Regions from separate parts of the Homo sapiens genome. Here all the other regions are linked to region 2. Evidence: chromatin contacts called from ENCODE Hi-C or POLR2A ChIA-PET data. All regions are on one chromosome and are shown on one strand. Each heading gives the region's core, a stretch centred on a gene start or an enhancer-like site at or near the end of the contact. The rest is flanking DNA. Distances are from core to core; before and after follow the strand shown.

What was found. Hi-C counts contacts between places; a loop is a spot of excess contacts on that map. ChIA-PET counts read pairs that join two places held with the same protein, here RNA polymerase II (POLR2A). Pooled maps may share reads with other maps.
Region 1: a pooled map shows a loop between it and region 2 (31-fold over the local background). The contact joins the promoter of RAB4B here to the promoter of RELB in region 2. A Hi-C loop is called at or near these places in 4 of 50 pooled maps. POLR2A ChIA-PET finds 5 or more read pairs at or near these places in 2 of 52 experiments (WTC11 and activated CD4-positive, alpha-beta T cell).
Region 3: a loop to region 2 is called in a map with no recorded cell type, with 5 times the contacts of the local background. The contact joins the promoter of ARHGEF1 here to the promoter of RELB in region 2. A Hi-C loop is called at or near these places in 1 of 37 single-sample maps with no recorded cell type and 1 of 50 pooled maps. POLR2A ChIA-PET finds 5 or more read pairs at or near these places in 2 of 52 experiments (A673 and activated B cell).

The regions. Positions count from the first base shown.
Region 1 is chr19:40,776,889-40,779,911 of GRCh38, forward strand. RAB4B (RAB4B, member RAS oncogene family) reads left to right here and starts at 1,359. Exons shown (of 8, transcript NM_016154.5): 1 at 1,359-1,503. The coding sequence starts at 1,488. MIA (MIA SH3 domain containing) reads left to right here. Exons shown (of 4, transcript NM_006533.4): 3 at 81-191; 4 at 509-602. The coding sequence ends at 532. MIA-RAB4B (MIA-RAB4B readthrough (NMD candidate)) reads left to right here. Exons shown (of 10, transcript NR_037775.1): 3 at 81-191. It overlaps RAB4B-EGLN2 (RAB4B-EGLN2 readthrough (NMD candidate)), which reads left to right and starts at 1,331. Exons shown (of 12, transcript NR_037791.1): 1 at 1,331-1,503. RefSeq lists silencers at 493-622, 1,173-1,412 and enhancers at 1,473-1,542, 2,430-2,961.
Region 2 is chr19:44,999,942-45,002,754 of GRCh38, forward strand. RELB (RELB proto-oncogene, NF-kB subunit) reads left to right here and starts at 1,523. Exons shown (of 12, transcript NM_006509.4): 1 at 1,523-1,744. The coding sequence starts at 1,639. RefSeq lists silencers at 1,347-1,756, 2,077-2,356.
Region 3 is chr19:41,881,934-41,884,766 of GRCh38, forward strand. ARHGEF1 (Rho guanine nucleotide exchange factor 1) reads left to right here and starts at 1,251. Exons shown (of 29, transcript NM_004706.4): 1 at 1,251-1,356. RefSeq lists silencers at 936-1,445, 2,310-2,459 and an enhancer at 2,326-2,535.

The DNA.
Region 1 (3,023 bases), core at 109-2,608, 4.2 Mb before region 2:
AGAAGGGAGAATGCAAAGGCCTTCAGCAGGCACAAGCTTGCCATCTTCCCAGACCCTAGCTTTTAACTCCTCTTCCCCAGGTTCAGGGAGATTACTATGGAGATCTGGCTGCTCGCCTGGGCTATTTCCCCAGTAGCATTGTCCGAGAGGACCAGACCCTGAAACCTGGCAAAGTCGATGTGAAGACAGACGTGAGTGTCATGGGGGCTGGCAAGAAATGTGGGGGGAGGACCCTTAGGTTGTGGGGATGGGCAAAAATGCTCCCACACTTGGCTCCCTGGCAGCCTAGGTATGTGCGCTGGGAGAAATTCTTTCCCTGCCTCAATTTTCTCACCAGTAAAATGGGTCCAGTTGGGAGGTGCAAAGATTAGAGGGCTCTAGGCTAATTTGCATAGCACTTGTGTGGCCAGACCTGGGCCCTGCAGCTGCAGCCTTTGCTAAAACCACTAGATCCTTTGTGGTGTGACCGCTGGTTTTCTTTCCACTGTTTCCCCTTTCTCTTTTTCAGAAATGGGATTTCTACTGCCAGTGAGCTCAGCCTACCGCTGGCCCTGCCGTTTCCCCTCCTTGGCTTTATGCAAATACAATCAGCCCAGTGCAAACGGCTCGTCTCCGTGGTCTTTGGGGTGGGGTAGGGTAGGGTGGGGACTGTACAAATGAAATGTTTCTCTAGGTTGCTGAATCTAACCAATTAACCCGCTGCCTGTGGTAACGTCAGTGGTTGCTAGGCAGAGTTTCACTGATGAAAGCCCTGTGCAGTAGGAGCGCTCCTAAGCTTAGGTTTCGGACACAAGCAAAGGAAAACCTAAGCAGCCCAACTAGGGGATTGTAGTGTCCTCTCTAGACCAGTGGGAGGGAGCCAATCGGACTACGCGGAGGATATAAATCGCACAGTAAAGGTTTTCTTGGAAGATTATCTGGAAAGGGAGGTGGGAAGTAACCTGCGCCTATCTGCCCAGTTTTCCTCCTTTTCGCCTTTGAGAACAGTAATCGCTCCCGCCAGCTCAAGATCAGCTCCTCTTCCAGCCTCTTTCTGTCAATCCTGCCCGTGCCCCCTTCTTTGCATTTGTATCCCCTCCCCCAAGTCCGCTCCGATCCAATCCGGAGACTCGACTCTGCCCCCCGTACTCCAGACTAAATCCGTTCCTCGGCTCAGCTAAGCAGCTCTGCACGTCCCTTCCCACTTGCTCAGCCAATCGCTGGGCTCGGCCCCGCCCCTTTGGGCTTGGTCCTTCTCACGCCACCAATCCGCGCCTCTTGTCCCGCCCCCTGCCCGCGAGTCCGCCAATCCCGCCCTTCGGAAAGCGTCGCCTGGTATCCAGCTGCCGGAGCGGGTCGCGCCGGAGGGGGGCGGAGGCGGAAGTGGCGGTGCCGGGCCCGGGGAGTAGGAAGGAGCCGGGGCTGTAGCCGGAGTGGAGCGGCTGCCAGCCGAGGAGCAGGCGCGGCCGCGGCGCCATATTGCGGCCCTCAGCGGCCGCGACCGAGTCATGGCTGAGACCTACGGTGAGGGTGGTGGACGAAGCTGGGGTCCTGGGTCTGGGCCCAGGGAGGATGCGGCCTGTGGGAATGGGCGGGGCTTTGTAGATCAGGGGGCGGGGTCTGGTGTGATGGAGGCAGGACCTAAGTGGATGCTGGGAGGGGTTTAGTGGGTCTGAGGCTGAGCTTAATCGATTTAGGTGGAGCCTGAGGGTCTGGTGCGTGGGTTAAATAGATCTGGGGCGGGATTTGAGGGAGCTGGTCCTGAGGGGTTCAGGGAGGCCCTGAGGGAAGAGGTGGGCCTTAATGGATCTGGGCGGAGCCTGAGTGAAGGGGCGGGGCTGACTGCATGAATGGCAGGAGTCGGGCTTATGGGCTAGAGGGAACACTGAATGGAAGCTCGGGACCCTGGGGCTGATCTGGCTGGAGAGAGCTCTGGAATGGGTTTGGGGATGGGCTGTCCTTGAGTTAGGGGCAGGACTTAGTGGCAAAGGGTGGGACTTATGCATGAGAATGGAGCCGGGTTCTGGGCAGAGGGAGGGAAGGAGAGGTCGGGAAGTGGAAAATCAGTAGGGATGCACCATAGGAGGTGGTGATTGGAGGCAGGGGAAGTGCAGGTTTAGGAGTCAGAGGGAGCCGCATTCACTCAACAAATATAGAAGAGAAGGGAGAAGAGTGCAAAGACCCTGAGGTGAGAACCAGCTTGTCATTTTCAGGGAATAGACTGAAGGTCAGGAGCTATAGTGGAGTGAATGAGTCAGAGGGTGGTAGGAGGTGAAGAGGAACAAGGGCTATATCGTAGTCCTTGTTTAAATAGCTTTCAAGAGACTTTAGCGACAAAATAGCTAAGATCTGGGACTCTGGAGCCCTTGGCCTAGGTTTGAATCTCACTTCTGCCCAGCTGTGTCACTTTGGGCAAGTCAGTTAACCTTTCTGGCCTGTTACCTCATCCGGAAAATGGGAATAATTTTTAGTCTACCTCCCTCATAGAGTTTTCCTGAGGATGATGTGAGCTGTTGATGTGAGTAAAGACCTTTAGAACTGTTCCTGGCCCACAACAACACACAATTGACCCATGTAACAAACCTGCACATGTGGGCTGGGCGCGGTGGCTCATGCCTGTAATCCCAGCACTTTGGGAGGCTGAGGCAGGCGGATCACCTGAGGTCGGGAGTTTGAGACCAGCCTGACCAACATGGAGAAACCCCGTCTCTACTAAAAATACAGAATTAGCTGAGTGTGGTGGCGCATGCCTGTAATCCCAGCTACTCGGGAGGCTGAGGCAGGAGAATTGCTTGAACCTGGGAGGTGGAGGTTGCGGTGAGCCGAGATCGCGCCATTGCACTCCAGCCTGGGCAACGAAAAGTGAAACTCTGTCTCAAAAAAACAAAAACAACGACAAAAAAACCCCTGCACATGTACTCCCTGAATCTAAAATAAAAGTTGAAAAAAAATATATAGAATGTGCCTGGCACATGGCAAGTACTACATAAGAGTTATCTGTTACTGTTACCTATTGGTTTGTTTCTGCCTATGTCTGTTTCTCT
Region 2 (2,813 bases), core at 273-2,772:
GTTTTCTCATCTGCTATGTGGGGATCAATAACACCATATACTTCACACAATTGTTGTGAACATTCAACTTACAGAGTTATTTCTTTTTCTTTTTGAGACAAGGTCTCACTCTGTCACCCAGGCTGGAGTGCAATAGCGTCATCACAGCTCACTGCAGCCTCAACCTCCCAGGCTCAAGCAATCCTCCTGCCTCGGCCTCCCAAAGTATTGGGGTTACAGGTGTGAGCCACCGTGCCTAGCCAGAACACCCAAATTTTATACAAGCAAAGGAAAGACAACAAACCCTGCATCTGTGGTCTGAGAGCGCCTGGCATCCAACTTAGAACCTAATAGATCACCTAGTCGTTCTCAGGAATATGAGAGGCTTAGGAATGTGATCTAGCCAAATGGCTGCCCCTCTTTCAGCCTGAGTCCCTTCTGCAATAATCCTATCATATGCTTCTGGCGCTGGTGATAGGGATGAGCTCAGGGTTTAGGCACACAGCTCAGGATGTATACGGAGGCTACACTGCTGCCATTCGCAGACTGAATAACTGAGCTTTTGAGCTCAAAGTGGTCTGGGCTATTTATGGGTAACTTTCAGGGGCTGCAGGGAGGAACAAACCAATAAATAAAACATCCATGCATTCATCCAATAAACTTTTTTTTTTTTGAGATGGGAGTCTCGCTCTGTTGCCCAGGCTGGAGTGCAGTGGCACGATCTCAGCTCACTGCAACCTCCGCCTCCCAGGTTCAAGCTATTCTCCTGCCTCAGCCTCCGGAGTAGCTGGCATTACAGGCGCACACCAACACGCCCAGCTAATTTTTGTATTTTTAGTAGAGATGGGATTTCACCATGTCGGTCAGGCTGGTCTCGAAATCCTGACCTCGTGATGTGCCTGCCTCGGCCTCCCAAAGTGCTGAGATTACAGGCATGAACCACCGCGCCCGGCCTCCAATAAACATTTATTGGGCACCTACGGTGTTCCAGGCGCTGGTCTAGGCGTTGGGGTTACAACAACGCACAAAACATAAATTCTGAAGCTGACACGCTAGCTTTAAACGTTCCTTAAATATCTTCATCCTCAATTTACGGTTGAGGAAACTGAGGTGTAGCGAGACCTTGGAGGTTTCCGAAATATTATTATGGATGGCAGGTGTAGAGCCCTGCCAACCTCTCGATCCTGAAGCTCCCCTTCCAGCCTGAGAAACGGCAGGTTCAAGTCCCACTGGGAGACCAAAGCGGGGAGCGGCTCAGTTTGCCGGCTTGCTCAATGGGTAAGGCGTGATGGCTCTAAGCAGGCCTCAGTTGTCTCGTCCAGAGCAATGGGCAGCGACGCCTGCCCAACCCCTCCTGAGCGCCCAGCCTCCCTTTCCCGGCCGGCCCCGCCCCCGCGATCACGTGACGCGTGGGGGTTTTCCCGTTCCCCAGGCGTGACGTCACGGCGGGGTGCAGACCAATGGGCGCGCAGGCCGGCGGCGCCGGGGAATTCCGCCGCCCCGCCCCCGCCCGCCGCCCGCCCGGCCCGGCCCCGCGCCCCGCGCAGCCCCGGGCGCCGCGCGTCCTGCCCGGCCTGCGGCCCCAGCCCTTGCGCCGCTCGTCCGACCCGCGATCGTCCACCAGACCGTGCCTCCCGGCCGCCCGGCCGGCCCGCGTGCATGCTTCGGTCTGGGCCAGCCTCTGGGCCGTCCGTCCCCACTGGCCGGGCCATGCCGAGTCGCCGCGTCGCCAGACCGCCGGCTGCGCCGGAGCTGGGGGCCTTAGGTAAGCGGGGCTGGGGTTCAGGAGAGGGGTCTGGGGCGGGGCTGGAGATGCGGGGATTCTGGCGGTCCCGGAGTAGTCTGGGGGTTCCTATGGGAGTCTAAGGGTTTCGCGGGGGCAGAGTGAGGGTTCCTGAGACACTGTATTAGGGCGTAGGAAGAAGGCAGAGGGTGATGAGGGGGTACGGCCCGAGGTTCGAGCGAGGCGTCCCGCTGTAGAGTGAGAGGGGGCGGGGCCTGACCCTGAGGCAAAGAAGGGGGCGTGGCCTGACTCAGAGAAGGCGGAGCGAAAGCTGCTCTTGGGCGGTATCGGGGCGGGGCCGGGCCCAGAGAGGGAGAAGAGGGGCGGGATCCGACCCGGACTATGAGAAGAGGGCCGGGCCTGACTCAAAAAAGGAAGCAGGGCCCTACGCTGAGGGGTGAGGGGGCGGGGCCTGGCCGTGAGGGCAGGAAGGGGGCGGGGCCTGAGTTGGCCGAAAGAAGGGGAAGGGGCGGGGCCTGACTCTGGCCGAGTGGAGGGGAAGGGCCTGTTACCCAAAAAAGCAGGGCGGGGCCCGACACAGAGAATGAGGAGGGGGTGGGGCTTGCCTCCAGACGGAGAAGCGGAGCCTTGACATTGAAAAAATTAAAAGTGGTCTGACCCTGACAGGAGGATGTTTTTTTTTGTTTGTTTTTTGTTTTTTTCTTTTGAGATGGAGTCTCGCTCTGTCGCCCAGGCTGGAGTGCAGTGGCACGATCTAGGCTCACTGCAACCTCTGCCTCCCGGGCTCAAGCAGTTCTCCTGCCTCAGCCCCCCGAGTAGCTGGAATTACAGGTGCCCGCCACCACACCCGGCTAATTTTTGTAGTTTTACTAGAGACGGGGTTTCACCATGCTGGTCAGACTGGCCTCGAACTTCTGACCTCAGGTGATCCGCACGCCTCGGCCTCTCAAAGTGCTGGGATTACAGGTGTGAGCCCTTGTGCCCAGCGGGATGGGGACTTTTTAAACTGAGATTGAGATGGGGTCCCCTCCAGGCCCAACTTTAAGGGAGAAAAGGAGCGGGCCCTGAGTGTGATGAAGGGTGGGGCGAA
Region 3 (2,833 bases), core at 1-2,500, 3.1 Mb before region 2:
CCGGCCGCTTTTTTTTTTTTTTTTTTTTTTTTTGAGGCAGAGTCTGACTCTGTCGCCCAGGCTGGAGTGCAGTGGCGCAATCTCAGCCCACTTCAACCTCCACCTCAAGCGATTCTTGTACCTCAGGCTCCCGAGTAGCTGGGATGACAGGCATGTGCTACCACACCCAGCTAATTTTTGTTTTAGTAGAGACAGGGTTTCGCCATGTTGGCCGGGCTGGTCTCGAACTCCTGACCTCAAGTGATCCACCATGCTTCGGCCTCCCAAAGTGCTGGGATTACAGGCATGAGCCACTTTATGCGTATTTAAGCCTTGGAAACACAGGGACTATCTTGTGGATTGGGGCTAGTACAGAATTCAGACTGCAGCCTTTTCCCGATGCGTTGACTTACAGAAGGGGCATTTTGGAGGGTCTGTGGTCCTAACCTGGGGATAGCAGGGAGATCCCGGGGCAATGACAGAGAGGCACAGAGACACGGATTTCCTGAGAAAGGGAGAGGAGAGAGGCTGAGACCCAGGGATCATGAAGGGGACGAGCAAGGGAAGGAAGAGATGATGAGACCCTGGGAATCCGGGAGAGAGACAGGGACGTGGAGAGAAAGGGACAGAGAGAGAGCGAGAAGGAAAGGAAGAGACAGAAGGGAGAAGGGGCAACCGAAAATGGGCACGAAGAGGCCCAGGCACAGCAACAGCTGGGGAAATGACAGAGACTGAGACGGAGATGCAGAAAGATACAGAGAGAGCTGGAGAGGGTAGAGAAGGGCTTTCGGGGAGAAAGTGATGGAGGGACAGAGAGGAGAGGTGGAGGCCAAGGAGGGAAAGACCCCAGTAGAGAAAGACAGAGGGACAGAGAAGGGGATGCAGACGCAGGCGGGAGCACACCCACAGAGGCGAAGGAAGGGCGCAAGACCATGAGAACCACAGACGCGGAAAGCCGGGGAGGTCGTGGCTCGGTCTAGGGCGCACGGGGAGCAGGGCTTGCCCCCCAGCACCTCCGGGGAGGTGACCCCAGCCGGGAGATGCGAGTCCCGCGGAGCCCGCGCCCGGCGGACGGACCGATGGACAAAGCCGGGGAGAGCTCGGGCGCGGCCGGGGCGGGGGCCGGTGCCCGCAGGGACCCGGGCGCAGCGGGGAAAGGAGGGGCGGGCAAGCGGCGAGAAGGGGAAGGAAGCGGAGGTGCCGGGCGGGCGCGGGGCGCGGGCAGGAAGCGGGGAGGGGCGGCGGGGCGGGGGCCTCCGGAAAAACGCCCCGACTTCCTGCCCCGCCAGAGCCAGGAAGCGGGAGCCGGGACCCAGGGCCCGGGATCGCCGAGCCCGACCTCGGGCGCCCCGCCGGTCACCTCCGCGCGGACACCAGGTACTCGGTCCCCGGCCCCGCCCGGCCTCCTCCCCTCGGCTGTTGGGGGAAGTGGGGAGGAGGAGGGAGGGGCTGGGGCGCTGCCGGCAGCGGAGGGGCCCCCTTCGGACCCCACGGAACCAGCGGCCGCCCCTCCTTGGGCCTCAGTTTTCCCATCTGTCAAAGGGAGCAAAGAGGGGAGAACTCACACTTGACGAGTGCCCCATAGGTGGGGACGAACGGTGCGAGGCCGGGGCCAAGGCCTCCCACCTGCTCAGTGGAGAACGGACGATCACTACCATTGTACGGGTGGGGAAACCGAGGCCCGGGGAGCCAAACCGACTCGTCCCAGGGAACGCACATCGTGAGAAAGTGTGGAGTTGGGATTTGAACTCGCACGTGCTTTCCGCAAAGCGCCATCCTCCAACCCCCGCATGCTTTAGGGCCACCTAAAAATGAAAAACAACAATAACAACAACGACGAGGGTCGCTGTGAAGCTGAAAGTTGCAGAGTGCATTTGAAAGAGTTTTCGGAAAGCTCTTTTCTAGGTCATTAATTATACCGTGAGAGACAGGTGTAGGGAGAGAGCTGGAGGCCTTCTCCCATTGTACGGATGGGAAGACTGAGGTCTACAGAGAAGTCATTACTTTTTGCAGATTACACTGCATGTCAGAGGGAAAGTTGTGCTGGAACTCAAGACTATTGCTTTTCCGGTTCCAAAGGAAGGGGCTGGGGGTGGGAGACGGAGGGGATTGATGTACGAGGATTGGAAATTCAGCGGGTCCCCTAAGTGGGGAGACTAATAGGACGGGGAGCCCCAGTCCGCCGTCCGAGTGCTCAGCGCTGGGGTGACTAGGAGATCTCCGATCGAACTCGGGAGGAGTTGGACCCATCTGCACCTCCGGGCGCGGGGCGGGGCCCGGGGAGTGACGGGGGCAGTCGAGATACGGAAACGCTGGCCCTCCAAGACAGGCCAGAGCGGCCCTATCTGGCCTGCGTGGCGCAGTACAGCGCTAGAGCGGCCGGCGGGAGGAGTAGAGTCGTCGGGGCCGGAGCCCGGCAGGAGCCGGGCTAGAGCGGCTGGCAGGAGGAGTGGAGCTGGGCGCAAAGGTGGACTCAGGGCGGCTAGAGCGACGCGGCGGCAGGGGTGGGGAGAGTGCGGAGCCCGAGCGCGGAGGCTTCGGTTCCGGTGGCGGCGATGGCTTCTCTTTCCACCTGGAGCAGGTGAGGGACGCGGTCCCCAGCGGGTGTCAGACCCTGACTCTGCACGTCCTCCCCGGCATCCCTGGCCGTGCACACTGCCACGTCCCCCGTAGGATTTAGGGCCCGCGTAAGACCCGCCACGTCCATGTAAGATTTGGGTCTCGTGTAGACCCGCCTCATTCCGTATAAAGTCTTACAGACCCTCCAGGTTCCTGCCAGCCCCCCATGGAGAACTGGCTTCTTATAGACGTGGGGTCCTCATAGACCAGTGGCATCCCCTAGAATCCGGGGCTC